Regions from separate parts of the Mus musculus genome. Here region 2 is linked to region 1. Evidence: chromatin loops called from intact Hi-C (ENCODE). Cell type or tissue: gastrocnemius. All regions are shown on one strand.

Region 1 (2,500 bases):
GATGCCAGTGGCTGTTCATGTTCTGTGTGCCGGTGCATCTGCCCCACCACAGTGCCGGCCGTGTGTGTGTATGTCTGCCAGTCACAGAGAGGGGCCAAGTCTGGAATGACCTTTATTCCAGTCATGCATGGTGTTGGACTCAGATGTGGCTGAGTTTTTCAGCACTGAGGATTACTGAACTGAGGGAGCCTCCTGAAGGATCCTTAGATGCTTCTAACCAGAAATGAGCACAGGAGCAGAGTGAGGGGCAATTTAGTGACATGGAGATTTTGGATATTGTGTTTGTCAGTTTCTGTTACTGTAACAAACAATACTGGGACAATCAACTTATAGGGAGAAAGGGGTTATTTTGCCTCATAAACTCAGAGATTTCATTCCATGTTTAGTTGCTACATTGTCTTGGGCTTGTGGTGAGGCAGAGCATCATGTTTGGAAATGCAAGATGGAGGATACTGCTTACCTCATGGTGGCCAGGAAATGCAGAGAGCTAGGAAGGGACCTGGGTCCCACTATCTGATTCTTCAAGGCCACGTCCTCCAGTGAACCAGGCTCTGCCTCTTAGAGTCCTGCTGTGGCACCATGAACTAGGGATTAAACATGGGCCTTTGCCAGGAAGTGTAAGCTTAACTGATTCGCCTGGCTCTGTGGTGGGTGGAGGGCAGGTGCCCCTGAGCTGAGAGTCCAGAAATAAAGCCCAGGGGTTCTGAAAATGCAGGTGGCTGCTGGGCCCAGGGAGGTCTCAGTAGAACTTCCTGACGAGGCAAGATGCAGGGCTGGGGTTTCAGCTGAATGAGGGAGTTTGAGAGTTGTCATTTTGAGAGGTAAAAGTATACATTAGACTTTGTAGGGTTACCTAGAGGCACAGGGGCCAAAGAGTCATTGGTGGTTCACATATGTAATCCCCGGCCTCAGGAGGTGGAGGCAAGGACTGTTACAAATTTGAGTCCAGCCCAAGCTACAGAGTGAAATCTTGTCTCAAAACCACAACAATATCAAATTTAATTATGTCATATAATTGTGAAAATGTTTTACATAGGCCAGACAAGTCTGATAGGCACGTGCTTGTGATTCCCGCAGTCAGAAGGAGGAGGCAGGAGAAGCTTGAGTTAGAGGCCAGCCGAATAGAGCAGAGCAAAGCACAGCAAAACGGGAAGCAAGGCACAGAGAGGCTGCCTGGCTGGACTGCAGGAGAGGAGCAGGGCCTTGCACGGTAGCCAGCAGCATCTGCACCCGTTAGCCTCACTACTAGGTAGTAAGGACAGGAGAGCTAGTCACCTGATTTCCCAGCTGATGCCTCACAGATGGAAACCAGGCTCATGGTGCCATTGGGTTACTGGAGCCAGCGGGAGTTGGCTGGGATGTGCAGCCAACGGTGAGAAGGGATTTGTCTTCTCCAGGCTCACATCCCTTAAGCCTAGCAGAGGCAGAAGCAGAGGCCCAGAGGGTTGCTCTGTCTCTGGCTCCTTTGCCTGACTCAAGAGTTTCATGAATGAGCAAGGGTTCCCCTGAGCGATACAGTCTTCCTGGACATTTAGCCCCAGGTCTACGGGTCTGCACTCTTTTCCTGGAAGAAGGCCTGAGCATCAGCTAATGCACCTGCAGCAATCAGGAACGTTCTTTGCCTATTCTAGAGATTCATGGCCTCACTTCCTTTCCCAAATGCTTAGTGACTTTTGGCTTAGTACAGTGTCAGACTTCGCCAATCGTGAGGTGCTGCTGCCCTCTAGTGTCCACTACAAGCAGGCGCAATTCATTTATCAAAAACCCCGATTCTGCTGTGGGCCCTAGATTATGGACTTTGGAAATAACTTCCCTTGCTTCAAGGTTTTGTTTTGTTTTATTTTAAATAAAAAAGGCACATGCAGCAACTAGAAACGAGTCTTAATGATGCCTGTTCAAAAGAAATGGGTAGTACATGAAGCCTGTATGTGGGTGGGAAGAGTTTAAAGGTAGCTAATAGGCCAGCTGAGCACATGGTAAGGAGAAATGGAGTTGAAAGTAAAGCCTCATTCTCTGTGTGACTTCTGCAGATGCCCCTGTGGGAAGTCTGGAGAATGGAACAGGAACAGAAAACCATATAATCCCAGAGCCTGGCCTTCGGTACAGGTCAGTATCAGGACACCAAGCCCATCAGTGGATTGGGCCATGCTGTTTACCTCTCTGCCTTGTATTTTCATTTGGAGACAGGTGGTACCTGTTGGAGTTGAAGACTGAGGCCCAATCTCACGTTTGTGCTCAGATCGAAGAAATAGAAAAAAAAAATCCAGAAAACTAAGTTGCCAGTGTACCTGTTGCTCGCAGGGAACATTGCCCTGGTCTCCCAAATATCACCTCATCTCTGTTGCTCTTATTTCCTCCTCTCTCTTCACAATTTTAATTTGGTGTCTTGAAGTTAGCCATCTGTGTACTTGACTTAGCTTCAAGGTAAGGGGGTCCTTGCTGCCCCACACCTTGCTTGGTGTTTTGTCACCCAGAACAGATAGGATTCTGAAAATGATAC
Region 2 (2,500 bases), 380 kb before region 1:
CGTGTGCTGGGCCTAAAGTGTCTATCACCTAGTCTTGTCTGTCTGTCTTTCTTCCTTTCTTCCTTCCTTCCTTTCTTTCTTTCTTTCTTTCTTTCTTTCTTTCTTTCTTTCTTTCTTTCCTCTTTTTTGAGACAGACTCTGTTGTTCAGGTTGGCTGTGAGCCTTCAGCTACTATCTTTTCTCATATTCCCGAGTGTTGGAGATTACAGGCATGAGCCACCATGCCCAATATGCGTTTGTGTGTCCTGCGTCACTCCCGCTCCCACTTGTCATGTGTATGCACGTGTGCAAGGTACTGCAAATGTGGAGAGCGGTGGACAAAGGACGACTTGGTTCTCTCGTGGGAAATCAGTCCTCAGGCTGAGCTGCAAGCATCCTCACCTGCCATCTTGCTGACTCTCCATCCTCCTCCTCCCTTTTCCTTTTTCGTTTTGATAGAGGTTTAAAACCTCTGAGAAAGCAGGTCTCCACCTCGAGTGCCCAGCTCAGAAAACCCCCCATTAAAAAAAAAATCCCCTGAAATTTCCCAGTGCGAAACCAGAAAATCCCTCAATACTCACTTGGTCGGTCCTCTTCCCAGTGCAGCCAGGATTTCCAAATCCTAAATCATTTACACTTTTCTCTCAGAGGTCACTAATGAGAGTCCAAAGAGAATCACAGCAGCAGCCATCGAAACTCCTCTTGAACAGACCGAGGAACATCCCTGATCTCAGCAGGGAGCTGAGGCAGGAGGATCATGAGTCACAGATTTGGGCTCCCTGATGCCATCACCCCAGTCTCTGCCTATGTCATCACGTGGCCTTCTCCCCGGGTCGGAGGACCACAGACACTGGTGGGAAGCTTGATCCAGGATCTTCCATTTCTATTTGATCCCATTGGCAAGGCCCAATTTCCAAGTAAGGTCTTACCCGGGGGTTCTGGGCCTGCACTGTGTTGGAGGGACCCTCCTCCTTCAGTATTTCCTGAGACGCATTCGATCTCTTCCAGGGGACCATCCCTCATCCCTCCCATGAGGAAGAGATTCTCGGCCACTCCAGAGTCTTCCTCTAGAGGGCGCTCAGCCACCCTGGAAGTGCTCAGCTCCTTGAGGGGCACAGCCTCACCCAGACATCAAGCACTCACGCCTGCTACCGGACGGCAGGGATGGAGGCTCTAGGTCCAACTTTTGTGGTTGACAGAGGAATAAACGAAGACTCAAAGACAGACAGCGGCTTCCTGAGGTCACATGGGTGACTGAGAACCAGAGTTAGACCTGCACCCAGAACTCTTCTTCCCCCTGCTGTCTACAGGGAGCACCTTGTGGACAGACTTTTATTCTATAAAGAAACAGAATCATTACCCAACACCCTCCCTTGTTGTTATCCATAGCAAAATAAAAAGCTGCTCCCTCCAGAGAGGTGACAGCAGCACTGGAGCCCAGTGGAGGACTTGCTGGAAGGCCTTAGTTCTGGCTCTCAGAGTCAGCTGTCACCCTCTTCTTCAGACTCTCCCTCAGACTCACGTGCGACCTTGGGCAGGTCATCCTCCCGGTTCCCCGCTGGAATCTTCCCGACCTGGCATCCCACGTGAATTTGATGGTCACTTTGAATTCAGCCATCTCATTCCCAAACAGCTTCAGGACATGGGCCTGCTTTGTGGTCAGCACATCACCTACTTTGCGTACTTAATAGTCAGACAGCAGGGTCTCCACACCTTTCTTGAGGGCAGTGGGCAGCCCCAGCTGCCTCAGCTGTGGCTCCGTGGAATGAGGGAGCTGCTTCAGGGGCCCTGGATCCAGCGCAGTTAAAGTTGCCTTGTTCCCAGCTCTGTGTGAACCACTCATTCACCGCCTTCTTCCTGCGGGTGGTAAAAAGGAGCCCAGCTTCACCTCTCAACTCCCTGCTGACCTGATGTAGGTTGTCTGATGGCTTCGACCCAAGGCCACCATCATCACCTTGTGTTTGCTGTGCTTCCAGGCATTCCCATGTCCCTCAGCTTGCTCTTCCTCATGTTAGCCACAGAGAAGATGAAGAAAGAGGTGCTTGTAGGCACCCACACATTTCCAAAGTTGTTCTATCAGGTTCTGCTTCAGTTACAAGCCTTGGCAGTTTCTGTTAAGGAAACTTTCGTGTTTCGCTTGAATTTGGGCACTGTGCTAAAGGCATGTACCGCAACTGGACCTCTTGAGCCCTTCAGTCAGCGTCCTCATAGTTCTAGAGCACTATGGGAGGGACGGTCTACCCAACTGTCCATCCTCGGGCACATTATGCTACACACACACACACACACACACACACTCACACACTCAGCCCCACACCTAGTTACAATACCACCTCACTTAACCAACTTCCCTACCACTTAAGCCTACACACTCAGGGATGGAAAGAAATCACAGGCAGCCACTCTCCCACTGTGTTAACTTCCTGAAGCTGCACTAACAATTGACCACACTCTGGGGTTTGCATCATTTGTAGTCCTTGAGAGGCAGAAATCCACAGTGATTTGCTTGTGGATAAAAGCC

What was found. Peaks named below come from ENCODE experiments on the same cell type or tissue, not always from the same donor. Only the 100,000 strongest peaks of a DNase experiment are listed, where the experiment ranks them.
Region 2: a loop joins it to region 1, with 6 times the contacts of the local background. A loop is called at or near these places in 13 of 42 quality-filtered maps.

The regions. Positions count from the first base shown.
Region 1 is chr16:11,416,793-11,419,292 of GRCm38, forward strand. It overlaps Snx29 (sorting nexin 29), which reads left to right. Exons shown (of 21, transcript NM_028964.4): 10 at 2,031-2,106. Among named protein-coding and RNA genes, the nearest start is that of Snx29, 95 kb to the left of the region's middle. In gastrocnemius, no CTCF peak of the experiment used is centred here; DNase peaks (open chromatin) are centred at 1,302 and 1,692.
Region 2 is chr16:11,035,210-11,037,709 of GRCm38, forward strand. It overlaps Gm10832 (a long non-coding RNA gene), which reads left to right. Exons shown (of 3, transcript XR_003951970.1): 2 at 628-896; 3 at 988-2,500. It also overlaps the pseudogene Gm3919. Among named protein-coding and RNA genes, the nearest start is that of Gm10832, 4.6 kb to the left of the region's middle. In gastrocnemius, a CTCF peak has its summit at 1,045 (motif pointing right); a DNase peak (open chromatin) is centred at 1,050.